3 separate regions of the Homo sapiens genome follow, and regions 1 and 2 are each linked to region 3. A link is a loop called in an ENCODE intact Hi-C map of the cell type or tissue named here. Cell type or tissue: gastrocnemius medialis. All regions are shown on one strand. Each heading gives the region's core, and the rest is flanking DNA. Links, peaks and the distances in the headings are about the cores only.

Region 1 (6,704 bases), core at 1,189-6,188, 70 kb after region 3:
ATACCTTAAAATTATACACACAATCATAAAGACAATATAGGTTAAGATAATTAACTAGCATTATGAAAAGCAGCCTGTTATCATGATGTTGCATTAACTAACCGAAGTAATTCAGAAGGATCCTAGATTCTGAATGTGAATAAGGCTGAGACTCAAACTTTATTGTGACAGACGAAAATGGTATACAATTGAATGAATAAATGTATGCTATTATTAATAAAAGCTTTATGTTTACTTTCTTCCTGCTAAAAAATTGCTACTAAATAGATGGCTTATCTTAGATTTAGTGGTATTTCAGAATTGATAAAGTATGATAGTTCAACCTTATTCCTTTAAATACCGATATTGAATTTCATCATGTAGATGTACTATTTTTTATTTATTTATTTATTATTTCTTTATTTCTTTATTTATTTTTGAGACAGAGTCTCACTGTCGCAGGCTGGAGTGCCGTGGTGCCATCTCAGCTCACTGCAACCTCCGTCTCTCGGGTTCAAGTGATTCTCCTGCCTCAGCCTTACAAGTAGCTGGGACTACAGACCCGCGCTACCACACCGAGCTAATTTTTGTATTTTTAGTAGAGATGGGGTTTCACCATGTTGGCCAGGCTGGTCTCGAACTCCAGACCTCAGGTAATCCGCCCTCCTTGGCCTCCCAAAGTGCTGGTTACAGGCGTGAGCCACTGCGCCCGGCTAGATGTACTATTACTTATAAATCCCTGACTGATGGACATTTAGGTTGTTCCTCATTTTTTTGCTAATGTAAAATAATACTGCAAACTGGTAACTTCAATTATACTGGTAATATTCTTGTTCTGAGTTCAGGTGGTAAGTTCATGGATGTTCATTTTATTATGCCTCATAGTTTAATAAAATGAACATATGTATAATATACATATAGCATATTCCTTGCACATAACGAAATTAGTTAATAAAAAAATTGCTGCAATAAAAATTCTTGTGCACACATTGCTGAGCATTTTTCTTAAAATAAATTCCCAGAAGTGGAATTGCTGGATCAAAGAGAATACATATTTAAAATTCTGATACTTATTGTCAGAATGCCTTCTAGAAAGTTATACTAATTTTATAATCCCCACAACAAGGTATGGTTAATACTGGCATTACTAAATCTCAACAATCTTTGCTGCTATGACATGTGAAAATTCAAATTATTACTAGGCAAAAAGAATTTTTAAAATAATTCTTCAAAGCAAAACTGCTTACCTTTTTAACCCACACTACGATGGGGCCAGATTCGTCTTAATAAACAATTCTGATCATGTCACCTACCTACCCCATAACTTTCAATGACTTTAATCTCATGGTTAAAGTAAGAGCTCTGGAATCAAACTGCCTGGGTATGACAGATCGCCATTTTTTTTTTTTTAAAGTTCAGACCCTCATCAAAAATACAAACATCAACAAACAAGTATCATTGATTAGTTTGTCCAACTTAGGAAAAAAAAAATGATACCATTACATAAGATTTCAAAGTGTTAATTTGGGTTGAATTAAGTTTATCAGAAAGGTACCCTGGCTGGGTGCAGTAGTGCACCTGTAGTCCCAGCTACTTGAGAGGCTGTGGTGGGAGGATTGCTCGAGTCCAGGAGTTGGAATCCAGCGCAGGCAACATAGCGAGTTCCCATCTTTAAAGGAAACTGCATACTGACATTTTCTTCAGTTCACTTTCTAATAATTGTCAGATCAAAAGTGAAAGCAACGCTGTATCTTCATGCTGAAAAATGATTGCTGTTCCTACTTAGCGAAAATGTTATTCAATGACTAAATAACTTTTGTGATGTATAACAATCTCCCATTGATGTAAATAAAACATCTAAAATAACCAAATAACCAGGGTTAGAACAGTTCCAACACTATTTATATAGAACAAGGACTTGCAATAAAAACAAAACAAAAATAAAAACGACCTACACAATGAAAGCCAGATATTATACATTAAAAATGTAGTAGAAGTATTTTTTGGTGAGCAGCAAGGCATATTCCATCAATATTTAGGCATAGAATGTGCCATTCCAAGCATGGACCATGATCTAGTTTCTTGCAGTAGCAGCCAATTGGACTAACACAATGCTACTTCTTTTACTGTTCAATCAAATTCCTCCACTGCCTTAAGGAATCAACTACCCCATTTTACCGTCAGAGATAATAAGCTTTGTTTTCGTAGCACAGAACATTCACTCCAATTATAATGTCCTACCTTTTCTTCCTCATGGAGGAAATTTGATAAAAAATTAAGTTTATCAGAAACTTCTGATAAACTGATAAACTGATAAATTTATTAACCTTCAATAAATAATTCATAAAGTTCAAACAAGTTTCATGATCGCTAACATTCAAATCCATTTCCAAAACTGGAGTTATACAATATTACTTCTGTGCATGAGATTATACTTATTGTTCACTAGATTTATGAATAACTTCTGGAGGATGATACATGTTTTAAAAGCCGTATTAACATATGAGTTGACAAACATTAAATTTTGTTCCCTTAGAAATTGACAGAGAAGTCAGAATGGGGATAAATCAAGTCATCTGAGGCATTCATTGAGCTACAAGCTATTTCAGGTTATAAAAAACACTGTTCCCTTAATTGTCGTTCCTTCATTTGCTGTATTTATATACACACTCCTACTCCATAAAGACCTCTCCATCTCTCCCACCTCTTCCAACTATGAACAGTAACCTAAAATCACACTGAACTAGACGTAAGAGACTCCCAGGATTTCTCTAAGGTATACCCAGGATCAAGGCCCTCTGGGATCCAAAGAACTGTAGCTCTTTTACTGCAATTTTCCTTCAGAACCACCTTTCCCGTTCCTTCCCTCCTGGACACCGCCGACTCGCGTGTTGGGGGTGGGGTGGGAGACACGCCGCCAGAAAGACAGGCTCTACCCAGCCAAACCTGCACCTCCGAGGCCGAAAAGCCTGGGGCTCTTCCTGCAGCACCGGGCGCGGCCAACCCTCGCTTCCCCAGGGCAGGGCTCAGCTCGGGTCAATGCAACCAGCCAAGTCAGGCCCGGAGCGGGCCGGCTCTGCCCGCCAGTCCAAACCTCTGGACCCTCGCCAGCGGGGATGGGCGTGGGCCCCGGCGGCCACCGCCCCGCCAACTCGAGCACTGGAGGAGCGCACCCGCTACGCCAGCCCCGGACCTACCTGGAGGGGAGAGCAGAGCTCCTGGACAGCGGCCACGGGCCTGAGGGCGGACGCTGAGGCGGCCAGAGTCCGTCCCAGCAACCCCAAGTATCCCTGGTGGGGCAGAGCGGGGAGACGAACGGGGGGGCTGCCGCGGGCCAGCGCGGCCCGTCCCAGGGGTCGTGAGGACCTGGCTCTCCCCTTAACACCAGGCCACCGCCGCCGCCGCCGCCATTTTGCCTTCCACTCAGTGTCGCCGCCGCCGCACTCCGCTGCAGGTTTCCCGGATGTGGGCATTTCCCGGCGTCGCTTGCGCGGGGGCCGAGGACTGGGGGCTTTTGCCCGCCCGGCTGCTGCGAGGGAGCGCGCAGCCTGCGGCCTCCGGGCTTCGTTGCGTCGCCCGCAGCTCTGATCGTTCGTGAGCGTCGCCCCACGTCGCTCCCGCCTGCCCCTGCCCATACGACTCGCCCGCGCCCGTGGGTTAAGGCTGTCTCCCGCCCAGCCTACTTGGTTGATTCAATCCTTTTCCCCATTGATCTATTTCTCTGGACCGAGTAGGGATGTGCATTTCACGGAGCTACGTTCTCAGAAGGGAACAACTGAGTTGCTCTGGGAAACCTCCCTGTGGACCTCAGAATTCCAGATTTTTGGCGCTTTGAAATAAAATTTTATTCTTGCTTAGCGTTCTTTCCCCGAACAAGCCGGTGAGCTTCCAGCATCTGTATTTTCTGAATCCGGCAGATAAGAAATGCTTGAGCCAGGACCGATTGATTAGCAGCGGTTTAGAGATCTTATCTGTCAACCGCATCCGTAGAAGGAGATCGTTATTGCCATAATTGGAATACCGGTGACGGTGTGACAAGAGGTTTTACTTCTGGTTAAGCTGAATGTAAAGTGTGGGATGGGATCGTTGGGTTTGATGTATAAGGTACGGTCCACCCTTTGTGAAGATCGCCTTTGCCAGTTTTTCCTCTAGGAAATATACAGTTAGTGTTTTCAAGTACCTTCTTTCGTAATTTTTCTACTACAGAGTACAAAAAAATTAAAGACATCTTTTTCTGACGTTAAAGTAATAACTGGCTACTTACTGTATCTAGAAATCCAAATGTGAAAACCCGTTAAAAGATTATGTTCCGGACGGGCGCGGTGTCTCACGCCTGTAATCCCAGCACTTTGGGAGGCCGAGGCGGGCGGATCACGAGGTCAGGAGATCGAGAACATCCTGCCTAACACGGTGAAACCCCGTCTCTGCTAAAAAATCCAGAAAAATTTGCCCGGCGTGGTGGCGGGCGCCTGTAGTCCTAGCTACTCGGGAGGCTGAGGCAGGAGAATGGCAGGAACCCGGGAGGCGGAGCTTGCATTGAGCCGAGATCGCGCCACCGCACTCCAGCCTGGACGACAGAGCGAGACTCCGTCTCAAAAAAAAAAAAAAAAAAAAAAAGATTATGTTCCAAGAACATTTGGTTGAAAGTCTATTTTCTACAAGCACAGAGTTTGTAGAAGGCAATGTGACCCAAGGTGGGTCACTAAAGAGCCCCAGGGCTTACTTTCTTCAACGTAAGGGTGCCCCATAAAGACCTTTTCAGCCCTAAAATTATATGAATTATAGGAATCTAATATGTCCACAGGTCTGCTTGCCCTATCCAAAAGGATTATGCATCTGGAAGGGCAGACTGCCCCCAGAATCCTGTCACGTCTGTCATCAACCCATGGTACTTAAGCTCCTCAATGCTCTCTAAACCTAAAGGAAAGTATCTCCACAAACTCTAGTCTTTGGGGAAATTCCTAGATAATTCAGGGAGCTGAGTAAATTGCTCTGTGTAGGACTAGGAGGCTTACTCCTGTGAAGTAGGGCGAGAGATAAAAGAGCAGGGAAAGCAGAGGTGGAATGATCAGGAAGAGAACTGACGAGATGCAAAGCATTGGGGACTGTAGGTGCGGAGAGTGATGATGGTTGGGGAAATACTTACTGTGGGTGCTGGATGTGTGGGAATGGTGATACCTGCCATCACATTTGCAGGTTTTTATATTATTGTGATGGAAGATCTTGGTCCAGTTTCAGCCTACTCAATTCTTCAGTGCTTCATGGAAATGGGGCTTGTTTTTAGCAATAGATGTAGAATCCGATTTCATGCTTGTGTGACCTTAGAAAGGAATTAGGGGGCAGTGTACATGGAAGAAGTCTGGAGACCAGTGTGGCCCTGAGAACATAAACCCTTCCAGAAATTCATACGATCTTAGGGGAAGACACCAGACTATGTGCCACCCACTCTTAAGGAATGGGGAGTTGTGCTCCATCTTCTTGAAAGTGGAGAATCCAGCCAGACTCTGTCCCCAAAAAATAAATAAATAAAATAAATAAAGTGGAGAATTCAAATAAATTATTTGACATTCTGCAGATTTATCCCTTCTCCTTTATTTATTCAAACATTTATTGGCCGGGTGTGGTGGCTCACACCTATAATCCTAGCACTTTGGGAGGCCGAGGCAGGCGGATCACTTGAGGTCAGGAGTTCCAGACCAGTCTGGCCAACATGGTGAAACCTCGTCTCTACTAAAAATAAAAAAAATTGGCTGGGCGTGGTGGGCGCATGCCTATAGTCCCAGCTACTTGGGAGGCTGAGGCAGGAGAATCGCTTGAACTCAGGAGGTGGAGGTTGCAGTGAGCCGAGACTGTGCTACTGCACTCTAGTCTGGGTGACAGAGCAAGACTGTCTTACAAAAAAAACAAAAAGCAAAAACATAAACAAAACAAAAACTCGTTATGTCAGTATGGCCTCATGGATATTTATTTTATGCTTTGGGTATTTATTTTGTTGCTCAAGTTGTTTCAGTTTTGGCCACTGGAGCTCTTTCAGTTGGCGTGTGTGTGTGTGTGTGTGTGTGTGTGTGTGTGTGTTTTAAAGAACTTTCTGCCCAGTTTGGTGGCTCACCCCTTTAATCCCAGCACTTTTTAATCCCAGTACTTCTGGAGGCTGAGGCAGGAGGATCACTTGGGCCCAAGAGTTCAAGACCAGCCTGGGTAACATAGCAAGACCTCATCTCTATAAATCAGCCAGGTGTGGTGGTACACAACTGTAGTCCCAGCTACTCAGGAGGCTGAGGCAGAAGGATCGCCTGAGCTCAGGAGGCTGAGGCTGCAGTGAGCCGAGATCTAGCCACTGCACTCCAGCCTGGGTGACAAAGCAAGACCTCACCTAAAAAAAAAAAAAAAAAAAAAAAAAAGAACTTTCTTCTTTTCTGGCAGTACATTATGTTCCAAAATCTTTTTTTTTTTTTTTTTTTTTTTTTTTAGATGGGGTCTCACTGTGTCACCCTGGTTGAAGTGCAGTGACATGATTATGGCTCACTGCAGCCTCAACCCCCGGGACTCAGGTGATGCCTCAGCATCCAAGTAACTTGGGATTACAGGCGCAGGCCACCATGTCCAACTTTTTTTTTTTTTGAGACCAAGTTTCTCTTGTTGCCCAGGCTGGAGTACAGTGGCGCCATCTCTGCTCACCGCAACCTCCGCCTGCTGGGTTCAAGCAATTCTTCTGCCTCAGCCTC
Region 2 (6,704 bases), core at 721-5,720, 100 kb after region 3:
CTTCAAAGTTAATACACACTGTCAGAGCCTGGAGTTGGAATTCTGAAAGACTCCAGTTTTAGTTTTGATGCCAATTGCCTAGCTTTGATCAATTCAATTACGTGCATGATTAAGAATGAAGTTTGTGATACCTATTGTCAACGGCCCAGGAATCAGTTTTCTAGGTTCCTTCTGTGCTTTTGGTTACACCTATAATATTCTTCCCTTCCTCTTTACTCCTCAGAATCCTGCCTATCCTTCAAGGATCTGTTCTTTCCTTTACCATTTCCTGACGACCCCAGCCAATGTTGATCTAAATCAACACCATTTTTTTTCTTTTTTAAGACAGGGTCTCTGTGGCCCAAGCTGGAGTGCAGTGGTACAATCTCAGCTCACTGCAACCTCTGCCTCCGCCTCCCAGGTTCAAGTGATTCTCCCACCTCAGCTTCCAGGGTAGCTGGGACTACAGGTGTGCGCCACCATGCCTGGCTAATTTTTTTTTTTTTTTTTTGGAGAGACGGGATTTCACCATATTGGCCAGGCTGGTCTCGAACTCTTGACCTCAGGTGATCCAACTGCCTTGTCCTCCCAAAGTGCTGGGATTACAGGCGTGAGCTAGCATTTGATATCTAGACCACTAATGACATATATTTTGGATATATCTTATGTTAGTTTTCTTTAGATGCATATTCCTCCCCCATTAGAATGTAAATCCTACTGAATACAAGAGATATGACTTATTCAACTAAAAAATGAAGCTCTTTTACACTATAGGTATTCATAACTGTATGTTGGTTATTTCTTTAAAAAGGGCCATTATGCTACTGTTGTTTTTATGTGATATTGGTAGTCCTACTTCACAGGGACAGTTTACGGAAGCACTGCATGTAAATGCAATCCATCTGGGTCAGCTTTAGAGTTACCAGTTTCCTATCAAGGATTTGACTTTTTTCTTTTCTCCAAATGGAAGATCATCAAGAAACTGTAGAAAGATGAAATGGAAAATATTAAGTGGGTTACAGTCCCAAATCAACAATTTTATTCATGTTTAATATTGAAGTAAAGAACACTGTTTTGGCCAGGCACGGTGGCTCACGCCTGTAATCCCAGCACTTTGGGAGGCCAAGGCAGGCAGATCACGAGGTCAGGAGTTCAAGACCAGCCTGGTCAACATGGTGAAACCCTGTCTCTACTAAAAATACAAAAATATTAGCTGGGCATGGTGGTGCGTGCCTGTAATTCCAGCTACTCGGGAGGCTGCGGCAGAATTGCTTGAACCGGGACCTGGGAGGTGGAGGTTGCAATGAGCCAAGATCATGCCACTGCATTCCAGCCTGGGCTACAGAGTGAGACTCCGTCTCAATCAAAAGCAAAAAAACAAAAAGAAACCAGTTTTGCCTGTAGTTTCATTTATGGTCACATAATCCCAGAAAATAGGTAATGTTGATTTTGGATTGGAAGCAGGCCAGTGTCACATTTTACAAAATCGGATAAGAACTAGAATTTGAAAATTGTGCTGATATAGTGGCACAGATGTCTTAGCTTTGTTTCCTTCTAAAAGATTACTGGAGGCCGGGCGCTGTGGCTCATGCCTGTAATCCCAGCACTTTGGGAGGCCGAGGCGGGCGGATCATAAGGTCAGGAGATCGAGACCATCCTGGCTAACACGGTGAAACCCTGTCTCTACTAAAAATACAAAAAATTAGCCGGGCGTGGTGGCGGGTGCCTGTAGTCCCAGCTACTCGGGAGGCTGAGGCAGGAGAATGGCCTGAACCTGGGAGGCGGAGCTTGCAGTGAGCCGAGATCGCGCCACTGCACTCCAGTCTGGGCGACAGAGCGAGACTCCGTCTCAAAAAAAAAAAAAAAAAAAAAAAAAAAAGTTACTGGACTAGATGATGGCTGGATTCTGTCAGTCTCAGGTCTAATTAGGAGTCAGCGATTTGGACGCGACAAGCAATGTTCTCAGTGAGCTTCTCACTCATGGTCTTGCAGAGCTGAGAGCAATAAAGCCACGGTGGAATTTGTGAGGCTTAATTAGGTGGAAATGCACACTTACGTCGGGAGAATAACACGTTCACCAAAGGACACAGTGGTATTTTTTAACCAATCGCAACTCTGTACGTTGGTATTATTCTAAGGGAGCAAAGCTTTGCCCCAACCCCCACCCCCATGTCCTGGTACTCTTCCACTCTGAGAGCTTTAGAACCGGGGTTCCAAAGTCTCTGCTTAGCCTAACAGTGACGTGCTTGTCACAAAGCCAGAGGCCGGTGTACTCGGGTTAGAGAGGGCCTTTGTCGTTGGGTTTTATTCTTATTGTATTATTCGGGCTCCACCGACCCAAATATTAGTCAACTGGGTTGGGCGAGGTAGGACGGATGAAGCCCACCGTCTAACAATCTGGACATCTATAGGAGCAGATCCGCCGCTCGAAACAGCTGACCCAGCGACGACTGCGGAACCACTAGCAGCGTCTGCACAGATCGACCCCGCCATCCCGCCGTCCCGCTCGGTGACCGGAGACACAGCCGGGAACGCGACTGATCAGGCTACCGAGCCGGGCCGCAGGGCGAAAGCGGTGCGGTCCGAGGCCTCAGAAAGGGACACGCAGCAGCGGAAGTGGCGCTGACTCAGCCCGGCCTCCCTGCAGTCCCCTGGCAGCGGTAGCAGCCACAGGGGCGGGCGGCTGGGCCACACGCCTCCCCCGCCCTCGGCCCCACCCGGCCGCACCCTAAGCCGCGCGGCGTCACAGAGCGCATGCGTGCCGCGGGGGATGCCGGGAGCGCGCAGTGGCGGCAGCGGCGGCGACGGCAGTAACAGCGGCAGCTACAGCGGGGACGCGAGCGGGGCGGTGACGGTGTGGGAGGTGGTCTCACTCTTGGGAAAACTGCTGGGCACCGTCGTCGCGCTGAAGGTGGTTCTGTACCTGCTCCGAGTGTGCTTAGCGATGGCCTGGAAATCCGGCGGCGCCAGCCACTCGGAGCTAATCCACAATCTCCGCAGTAAGTGCCACCTCCGCCCGTTGTAGGGCAGCTGGGGCAGGCTGGGCCTGGACCGGGTCCCCCTGGGCCGTCCGGAACGTTCTGTCTGTCCCCGCGCGCCTGTTGGAGGGCTTCGGCGCAGAGTTGCCCCGGTAGTCCCGAACGGCGTGCGCTTGCAGTCGCCTCCCTCGGGACCTGTCACTCGTCGACGACGTGGACTGGAAGGGGAGAGAAAGAGCCAGGGGCCGCTGCTGGTGGGGGCAGGGGCAGTCGTCTCCCTGCAGGCCCTGGGGGAGGGAGTGCAGTACAGGTGATGCTGCTGTCACTCAGGTCCGCGTCCGGGTCCGGCTTGTGAGGGGCGTGCCTTCGGGGTGGGAGCGTGTGGGCTAGGCCTTATGGAGAGTGGGCTGGCGCTCAGGAGACCCCACCCTCGTCCCCTGCATTTTTCTCACCTTCCTCCTCCATAATCAACCTCGCTGCAAGCTTTCCCTCTTATGCAGCCTCCCCCGCCCTCCGTTTTTTCCCCTGGAGGGAGATGCCACCGTCTGATACAGGCGAGGGGAGGAAGATGAGAGTATTGCCATTGCAGATGCTGGGAGAAATTTCTCGGGCGGCTGTCCAGTGGAAAGCTCCGTGCGGGGCGGAGAAAGAACAGGGGATGCTGTTCCTGAGAGACTTGTATTTCAGGAGCCTTTGCAGGTCCTGGATCAGCAGAGGGTTGTGTGTCTGATGTTCTAACTTTTTTCAGGGCTACCATAGGCTTTAAAAACCTTATGTGGAGTTTCTTTATATCACTCTCCTTAGTTACTGTATTCCTTCTTCTGATGATAATTTTAGGATAGGATGAGTGCTGTGTCACTTTCTTTTTTTAAATCGAAATATAGCGTCCCCGTTTTGTTGGGAGACTACAAGGGCCGCAGTCTATAATAAACTCACTGGTCAGAATTTATAGCATTATTCGCTACTATGCAGTAATCATATCTTGTCACATGGTATTTTTAATTGTCCTGTGTTACTTAGCTTTTCATGTGTTTGTCTTATTTCTCAACTCGATTTGTAATTTCCTTAACGGCTGGCACCATTAAAAAAAATTTTTTTTGGCCGGGCTCATTGGCTCACGCCTGTAATGCCAGCACTTTGGGAGGCCGAGGCGGGTGGATTACCTGAGTTCAGGAGTTCGAGACCAGCCAGGCCGACATGGTGAAACCCCATCTCTACTAAAAATACAAAAATTAGCCGGGCGTGGTGGTGCCTGCCTGTAATCCCAGCTACTTGTGAGGCTGAGGCAGGAGAATCGCGTGAACCCGGGACGGGGAGGTTGCAGTGAGCCAAGATCTTGCCACTGCACTCCAGCCTGGGCAACAAGGGAGGAAACTCCGCCTCAAAAAAAAAATTTTTTTTTGAATTTTCTCTAAGAATTTAACAGTCATCCCTTTTTTTCATAAATGCCCATTAAATGTCCGTTATATGCCTAAATCTGTGCTAGACAGACAAAGGTAATTGAGAGAAATTAGGAGTACTGTTTGGCACATGGTTGGTACTTTTTTTTTTTTTTTTTTTTTTTGAGACAGAGACTCCCTCTGTAGCCCAGACTGGAGTGCAATGGCGCGGTCTTAGCTCACTGCAACCTCCGCCTCCCAGGTTCAAACAATTGTCCTGTCTCAGCCTCCTGAGTGGCTGGGACTACAGGCGCCTGCCAGCACGCCTGGCTAATTTTTGTATTTTTAGTAGAGAAGGGGTTTCACTATGTTGGCCAGGCTGATGTCGAACTCCTGACTTCATGATCTGCCCACCTCGGCCTCCCAAAGTGCTGGGATTATAGGCGTGAGCCACCGCGCCAGGCCGGTACTTGATATATTAGTCATTTTGGATTTTTTTTTGGTGGGGGGACAATACTTAATGTGGAAACTGAGTCTTTAGTGTTTGGTAAGAGAGAATGTTGATTATTTTTTTTTTTTAGACAGGGTTTCACTGTCACCCAGGTTGGAGTGCAGTGGTGTGAGCTCGGCTCACTGCAACCCCTGCTTTCTGTGCTCAAGCGATTTTCCCACTTCAGCCTCCTGAGTACAGTGGTGCCACCATACCAGGCTAATTTTTAGGGTTTTTTTTTTTTTTTTGGTAGTTTATGAGATGGGGTCTTGCTATGTTGCCCAGGCTGGTCTTGAACTCCTGGACTCAAGCAATTTGTTGGACTCAGGCTCCCAAAATTTTGGGATTACAAGAGTGAGCCACCGCACCTGGCCATGGTGAATGTTTAGATGTCAACATTTTTTTTTTTTGAGACAGAGTTTTGCTCTTGTTTCCCAAGCTGGAGTGCAATGGCGTGATCTTGGCTCACTGCAACCTCTGCCTCCTGGGTTCAAGCGATTCTTCTGCCTCAGCCTCCCGAGTAGCTGGGATTACAGGCACCCACTACCACGCCTGGCTAATTTTTAGTATTTTTAGTAGAAACGGGGTTTCACTATGTTGGCCAGGCTGGTCTCAAACTCTTGACCTAAGGTGATCTGCCTGCCTCGGCCTCCCAAAGTGCTTGAATTACAGGTGTGAGCCACCACGCCCAGCCTAGATGTCAATATTTTGTCAAGCATTGTCAGGTTCATTTTATGGAATGATGCTTGATTGGAAATGGACATTTATGTGCTACAACAGTAGTATGAAGTATGATTTGGGTTCTCATGGATGGCACATAAGCTCAATATGTTGTAAATATTTTTTACGAAATCCCTTAACATGATCTCAGTGCCTTCTATTGCAGTATATGTACCTGAAACATTTTGTACACAAATTGTGATTAAGTAATTTTCCACCGGTAGGTTATCATAGTAGGCACTTGGCTGTGGCAGAAATTTGTAATCAATCAGGCTCTTAAAGTCTCTCCTTTTTTGGGCCAAATTTGTGGTAAGCCAAGACTAGATAGATCTTTTCCCGGTGGTTTCATAATCACTTTAATGTATTGCATTACTGTTCTTAGCTGAAATTTCTAAGGATGTTTTTCTGTCAGGAAATTTAATAAGGAATATTTAATATACATAGATGTTGATTTTGCAAATAGTTTTATACTAGATTTATGATTGGTAAGAGGAAATTAGAGTAGAATAGTTGTTTAGCCTCTTTTGTAACACTTGTGCAACTTTAGTTTCAACTTCTTGCTGAGGTAATTCTAGCTAATAGATTTCTTTTTATTAGCTTATTATAAAAGTAATACTTGCTCATGTGAAAATTGTAATTGACATAAAATTTGAAAATATTGCCTTCCTTCCTCATTATTCTACTGTGTATATTCTTCCTAAATTAAAGGCTTTTAATTGAAATCTTAGAAAAATATAAAAATGTGATTGTGTTGATGTTGAAATGAAAAGGGGCCTGCTTACTAGAAGGGGAAGGAAATTACATTTTTAATGGTTTTTTTTTTTTGAGACAGAGTTTCGCTCTTATTGCCCAGGCTGGAGTGCAATGGCACGATCTCAGCTCACCACAACCTCTGCTTCCCAGGTTCAAGCAATTCTCTGGCCTCAGCCTCCCGAGTAGCTGGGATTACAGGCAGGCGCCACCACACCCAGCTAATTTTGTATTTTTAGTAGAGACAAGGTTTCTCCATGTTGGTCAGCTGGTCTTGAATTCCCAACCTCAGGTGATCTGCCTGCCTCAGCCTCCCAAAGTGCTGGGATTACAGGCATGATCCACCACACCTGGCCAATAGTTTTTTTTGTTTTGTTTTGTTTTGTTTTTAAGAAATGAAGCTTAATA
Region 3 (6,704 bases), core at 1,198-6,197:
TAAATTAAGTTGTTACTTATATATAGGTGGTCCTCGTTTTTTTCTTGAGGGCCATGATTCAACGGCCCAAAACTCATACAAGTCCCTCCAAGCCTTCTTTAAAGGTTCCATGTTTTGAACTCTTTCTAGTCAGATAAAATTCTTTAGAAGCCAATGAATTGATATTTTCTAACAAACATGAATGTAAAGTCTAATCCAAGGCCACATTAACAAATGACTTGAAAAATCCCTGATTATCAAAGAAACAATGTGCTTGCAGAAAATAGTATTAAAGCACTCTTAGTTCCCTAATTGTTAGCCGAAAATAATTTTCCCCATTCCCTTATTACTCTCTAAGCCCAAAACATCCTTCTCGAATGTCACAACTGTAAATTTATGAAATTATCCCAATTTTCAACAATATATCTTTATCATTGCTAAAATTCCACTGCAGGAAGACTAGAAACTGGCTGTATTAAGCACAATATCTGGCAATATTTGAAGAATTGAATCCATTTGAAATAAAAAGCTGGCCGCGCGCAGTGGCTCACGCCTGTAATCACAGCACTTTGGGAGGCCGAGGCAGGTGGATCACCAGGTCAGATCAAGACCATCCTGGCTAACACAGTGAAACCCCATCTCTACTAAAAATACAAAAAATTAGCCGGGCGTGGTGGCCAGCGCCTGTAGTCCCAGCTACTTGGGAGGCTGAGGCAGGAGAATGGCATGAACCGGGAGGCAGAGCGTGCAAGTGAGCCAAGCTCGCGCCACTGCACTCCAGCCTGGGCGACAGAGCAAGACTCCATCTCAAAAAACAAAAAACAAAAAAAAAAAAAAGAAAGAAAAAAAAGCTGACTGACTCAGTGTAAGCACCATGAACTATAAACACAATCTATTGGTTCAACATTAATAGAACACTTATAAAGATGAGATTGCCCCAAAATTCAGGCTCTTGGTTACACAGATTATTAGAGAGAAGGATAACCATACACTATGCCTGCTTTATTCACAGCAAGTTTTTCCTTTACATTATTCTAACAGAACCACCCTTTTGCTTACATGCCTTGAGTATTTATGAGTTAGCTAATGACTAAATTAACTTACTTAGAGTAAGCAAGATGCAATGTGAAATTTTAACTCAAGTGACAGAATCAAATTTTTAAAAATACTGAAATCGCAATTTTACAGCAAATTTTCTAGCAATATAGTATGTGATGCAGTGCTGTCTCTCCACAGAGAAAGTTTTTTTTTTTCTCCTCTAGGATTAGGAAAAAGAAGTGATCACAGAGACTGAAAAAGAACAGGCAAAATATTGAAATATCTGAGTTCTAAGATTCTTATTCTCTCTCTAAACAACAAATACAGGGCCCTGCCTATTTCACACCTAAAGAGGATACCTTACCCATTTAATTTTTAAAGGACTCAGGCTGGGCTCCACTTATTTGCAGTTTTTTTTAACATAATGTGCATGGGTCATTCATTCAAGAAATATTAAAGGAACACCAACTAAGTTGCAAGGAATTGCACTGAAGACAAAAATAAGACAGAATTAGACCTTGAAATCCTTGAAGTTTAATAGAAGGGATATCACCTTATTTATTCTAGGTGGGTTTTCTTTGCTTAGTAAGAGAAGACAAACATAGAATATTATTAAACACAGACTAAAAAATCAGCAGCAATGTTGGAAGGCTGAAAGTGTTTTTTAAATACCTCTCTGTAAAATTTACCTCCTAAAACAAAAAGATCACGAAGCCCAATCATGCATCTTCCTGAAGGCATTTCAGTAAAGCAAGTGTATATGACTTCAAAAGTGGCCATACATTGGTAAGTAATTTTCAGAATGTTCATCTCTGGGATATGAAAGAAACCACATGCTAATTTATAGTCAGCCACTGATGATTACGAATAAGCACAATAAATGAATGACCCATGACCAATTACAGCATGGCATACATTTTTCTTACCTTTATAACCATCATATGATAAATACTTAAGCACAAGAAAGTTACCACTATTTTTTAAAAACACCAAAAAGCAACCTGTTCAGAAAAAAAGTACATATAAAGTCCACTCTATTTGTACAGTAAACTTTCAGTTTACCCTAAACAAACAAATCAGTGAGTTTAATTATTAAAACGTAATTTAAAAGTCATATTCAAGCCCTATCGATAAACGCCACAAGCAAAAGCTATTTGGCATGTTATCAACACTGACCATATTTATGTGATAATACTATCTTTTTTAAACAGTCAAGTGGCTAAAAAAACCCAAACTATTGTTAATAGAAATTCAACAATGTTGTTAATAGAGTGAATTCAACAAGATTCTCTAATCCTCAATATTTGTCAGCATCTTGATACCAGTTTCAAAATGAGGTGGAGAATCCCTTGTGGACTACATAGCATGCCTATTACCTATAAAAATGTAAACGCTTCTTGAATAACCAACGCTATAAAGAAGCTTTATATAGCTTTTCATAGTCTAGGAATGTTGGGAAGTTGATCACTACTGCGTGTTTTTTTTTTTAAAGGTATTTACAGGCCACAACTTGTTAATGTTAATACAAAACAAAGTTTTGCTCCTATTTCTTGGTATAAGAACAAAAACCGGCCGGGCGCAGTGGCTCACGTCTGTAATCCCAACACTTTGGGAGGCCTAGGCGGGCGGATCACAATGTCTGGAAATCGAGACCAGCCTGGCCAACATGGTGAAACCCCATCTCTACTAAAATACAAAAAATTTGCCGCGCGTAGTGGAGCGCGCCTGTAGTCACAGCTACTCAAGGAGGCTGAGGCAGGGGAATCGCTTGAACCCGGGAGGCGGAGGTTGCAGTGAGCCAAGATTGCGCCACTGCACTCCAGCCTGGCGACAGAGCAAGACTCCGTCTCAAAAAAAAAAAAAAAAAAAAAAAAAAGAACAAAACCCAGCTCTTTTGGAAAAGAAAATAGGGCTTTATACTGAGACATTTAAGCCCGTAAAAACATTTCAAGAATCTGTCTTAACATCTACTAAGGTGATTATCATTGTGATTACGTGACAAAGATCTACTGCACCCATTCTAAAACATCGGGAATGTTTTCAGCAATAACTAGAGGTCTAATTTCAAAGAGGAAGACGTAAATTAGTGCTTTCAAGAGAAAAGAGCATCACTGTGCTGTTGGAAGTTAGTAACTAATATAAAAGCGGCCCTTCGCGGTTTTAACAGGAAACTATTTTTGATTAAATAAGAGCTTGAGATTATCCACTGTAAGGCACTTCAGGATCTACGTTTATCTCTAACTTTGTCATCACATTTGTATGAAACAACTGTTTCGAGGGAAAACTTTTCTAAAAGGTACCAACTCTAAACCAAAAGGCCCACAGGCCTTCCAGAGGACGCCGGGCTCTAGAATAAATAAGAAATAACATCCCCAACAATATCACTCGAACCTAACAAATTTTAAGAAAAGAAGTTGCCTCCCAATGTCATGGCCATCGGGATTTTTACCTGTGAGGGTTTCGGGGTGGGGGGCGTGAGCGGGTTCTGGAGAGAACCAGTCGAAAAATCGAAGAACTAAAAACTCGGCTGGTGACTTCGCTAACGACACAGATCAAAAGATGGGATCGACAGGAGCCCCCGAAAAGTCCTCCGCCTGACAGGATTCCTCAGGTAGGGGGACTGTCACCTAAGCCAAGTTATCGTGGACAACAGCAAGGACCTAGGACCTCAGCTCAGGCACAGGCAGGCTCACGGAGGGTTGCGCGGCGGGTTCTCGCTGTGGGCCCCCCGAGTCCCTCACCAGCCCGGCCCTGGAAAATCGGGGGTCCCCAGAGCACCGCCAGAGTGAAAACTCACCTGCGGCGGCCCAAGCTCCTCGGGAAACCGCCCAACGCCAGGCACAGGGGATTGGCGGAGTGGAGATCCCGGCAGCGAGGAAGGAGGGCCTGACCCAGTCCAGCCCACTTTGCTCTCCGCTCACGGCCCCAGTACTGCCCAGTTCAATCGTCAACACCACCTGCCGGCGCGGCTCCTGCTCGCCGAGAATTTGAAGACAAACCCGCCAGGGTCACTTCCGGTGCCGGGGACGACCTCGGCGACTCTGGCGCACGCGGGGCGTCGCCCCGGGAGCGAGGTCGCTGGGCGGGAGCGGCGGAAGAGGGTGTGGCCGGGCCCGGGGCCGCGCGTGCGCATTCTTGCACCGCCTCCTCCCGGCGGACGCAGCGGAGACCAGGGATAGTATAGACCTTGGTGTAGATGGTATTATGGTACTACCTCGCGCGCCTCTGTACCTTGTTCAGGTGCTTGCTCACTTTCCCTCCCACTTGATTTTCACCACACTCACACACACACCGAGGTCAGGTGTCTATTTTAGAGGTGAATGTCCAGGATCAAGCAATTCGTTTATGACAAATCCTGTTTTAGAACCTAGTATTCAGAATTCCCCAGCTGGGCTCCATGTCATGACATAACAATAGGGAGGAGGTAAACAAAGATTCTCGGACACACTGCTAGTGGGATTTTATTTTCTTGATTTTTTAATCACCGTTTTAATATGACCAGACAAGGAAAATGATGCTATTTCATGACTTACAGATATGTACTGCACAGGGCTTCCTCCAGTCTCAATCTCCACCCTCTGCCATCACTTGAGGCAGAATAGGGCACTTCTCACACATTCCTTTAAAAACGCAAGGTAATTAAGTTTCTAACATTAAAGCATCCCGACTGGGCACAGTGGCTCATCCCTGTAATCCCAGCACTTTGGGAGGCTGAGGCGGGAGAATAGCTTGAGCCGGGAGTTCAAGACCAGCCTGGGCAATATAGTGAGACCCCCCGTCTCTACAAAAAGTACAAAAATTGGCTGGACATGGTGGCGCACGCCTGTAGTCACAACTACTCAGGAGGCTGACACAAGAGGATCACTTGAGCCCAGGAGTTGGAGGCTGCAGTGGGCCATGATGGCGCCATTGCACTCCAGTCTGGGAGACAAAGTGAGGCCCTATCTCTAAAAAAATAAAAGCACCCCAGTCATCTAACATAGACATGTAGAAGCAATTCAGGGGAAATACATCCATTCAGTCAACAAATGTTTACTCAGCAACTACTATGTGTGAGACAGTGTTGGCACTGGGTATACAGTGGTCACGAAATAGAATGTTTCATGGGGCTTAAAGTCTTGTAACGTCTCAACTGAGTGGAAAATGATAGTTTCACTGTAGTAAATATGAACTCTATTGTAATAGGGAACAGGAAACTATATTTAGTATATATTTTTGGAATCAAAACCAATTCAGGGAGGTACAGATTAATTACCCTAATTCAACCTTCATCCTTTATGTGAGTTCAAAGGTATGCTAATTTATAAAGCCAATTTACAGTTAAAAAACTTCTCAAAGGCCACAAAATTAATACATATTGTATGATTCCATTGATAAGAAATTCTAGGCCAGGCACGGTGGCTCATACCTGTAATCCCAGCACTTTGGGAGGCCGAGACGGGTGGGTCACTTGAGGTCAAGGCGTTTGAGACCAGCCTGGCCAACATGGTGAAACCCCGTCTCTACTAAAAATACAAATATTAGCTGGGTCTGGTGGCGCACACCTGTAATCTCAGCTACTTGGGTGGCTGAGGCACGAGAATCGCTTGAACCCAGGAGGCAGAGGCTGCAGTGAGCCAAGATCGCGCCATTGCACTCCAGCCTGGGTGACAGAGCAAGACTCTGTCTCAAAAAAAAAAAAAAGAAAAAGAAAAGAAATTTTAGAACAGGCAAAACTAATCTATAATAATAGCTGATCAGTGGTTGGCTGCCTGAGGCTGTATTCAGGAGGAGGGGGAGAAGAAATAGATTGCTGAAAGTCCCCAGGAAATATTTAAGGTGATGGAAAGGAAATGTTCTGTTAGGGTAGTGCTTACACAGGTGTAAACATTTATTAAAATTCATCAACAGTACACAAACTGGGCACATTTTATTACGTGTACGTACGCGTATTATATATGAAGATTTTTTGGGTTTTTGTTGTTGTTTTGAGACAGAGTGTAGCTCTGTCGCCCAAGCTGGAGTGTAGTGGTGCGATCTCGGCTCACTGCAACCTCCACCTCCCAGGTTGAAGCCTCACCCTCCCCGAGTAGCTGGGATTACAGGTGCCCGCCACCATGCCCAGCTAATTTTTGTATTTTTAGTAGAGACGGGGTTTCACTGTGTTGGCCAGTCTGGTCACGAACTCCTGACCTCATGATCTGCCCGCCTCAGCCTCCCAAAGTGCTGGGATTACAAGTGTGAGCCACCGCTCCTGGCTGAAGACTTTTTTTAGGTGGAAAGACAAACCTCCAGAGAGTGGCTTACATTCACTACTTCCATTTCTTTACTAGCTGTACTAGTCAGGCAGGAGTGGGTTATGCTGTAGCAACCTCTAAGTCACAGAGGCTTCAACAATAGCATTTTTTTCTTATCTACTTTTTATGTTCATAGCTTGAGTGGATGCAGGCAGTGGGACCCTTGGCAGTGAAAAAAAGAAAGGGAAATAAATTGCACAGCCTCTGCCTGGATGTGAAACTTGCTGCTCTGCCTACATATTTTTGGCCAGAGCAAGTCACTGGTCAAGCCTGACTTCAAAGAAATGCAGGTGTTCATCTCTGCATTGTGCCTTGAAGAAGCAGAATATTTGTGTACCACTCTCATGACTAGGAGTCATTTCTTCTTTTACAGTGTGGCTTCTACAACCACCACCCTTCTAAAATGATTGT

What was found. A loop is a pair of places that touch in the nucleus more often than their neighbours do. Peaks named below come from ENCODE experiments on the same cell type or tissue, not always from the same donor. Only the 100,000 strongest peaks of a DNase experiment are listed, where the experiment ranks them.
Region 1: it touches region 3 in a loop (6-fold over the local background); 24 of 110 quality-filtered maps call a loop at or near these places.
Region 2: it touches region 3 in a loop (4-fold over the local background); 10 of 110 quality-filtered maps call a loop at or near these places.

Annotation. Positions count from the first base shown.
Region 1 is chr6:149,714,673-149,721,376 of GRCh38, forward strand. It overlaps LATS1 (large tumor suppressor kinase 1), which reads right to left and starts at 3,429. Exons shown (of 8, transcript NM_004690.4): 1 at 3,177-3,429. LOC645967 (a long non-coding RNA gene) reads left to right here and starts at 2,949. Exons shown (of 1, transcript NR_134652.1): 1 at 2,949-4,224. RefSeq lists a silencer at 2,919-3,308. In gastrocnemius medialis, for the core only: no CTCF peak of the experiment used is centred there; DNase peaks (open chromatin) are centred at 3,129 and 3,429; H3K4me3 peaks cover 3,207 bases; H3K27ac peaks cover 3,121 bases.
Region 2 is chr6:149,746,979-149,753,682 of GRCh38, forward strand. It overlaps PCMT1 (protein-L-isoaspartate (D-aspartate) O-methyltransferase), which reads left to right and starts at 2,763. Exons shown (of 8, transcript NM_001360452.2): 1 at 2,763-2,978. The coding sequence starts at 2,924. It also overlaps a transcript of NUP43 not described here. RefSeq lists enhancers at 1,763-2,728, 3,694-4,196, 4,197-4,699 and silencers at 2,513-2,902, 3,133-3,369, 3,295-3,589. In gastrocnemius medialis, for the core only: no CTCF peak of the experiment used is centred there; DNase peaks (open chromatin) are centred at 2,643, 3,273, 3,553 and 4,215; H3K4me3 peaks cover 2,416 bases; H3K27ac peaks cover 3,871 bases.
Region 3 is chr6:149,644,655-149,651,358 of GRCh38, forward strand. KATNA1 (katanin catalytic subunit A1) reads right to left here and starts at 4,060. Exons shown (of 11, transcript NM_007044.4): 1 at 3,815-4,060. RefSeq lists an enhancer at 3,860-3,939 and a silencer at 4,010-4,279. In gastrocnemius medialis, for the core only: no CTCF peak of the experiment used is centred there; a DNase peak (open chromatin) is centred at 4,077; H3K4me3 peaks cover 2,894 bases; H3K27ac peaks cover 2,305 bases.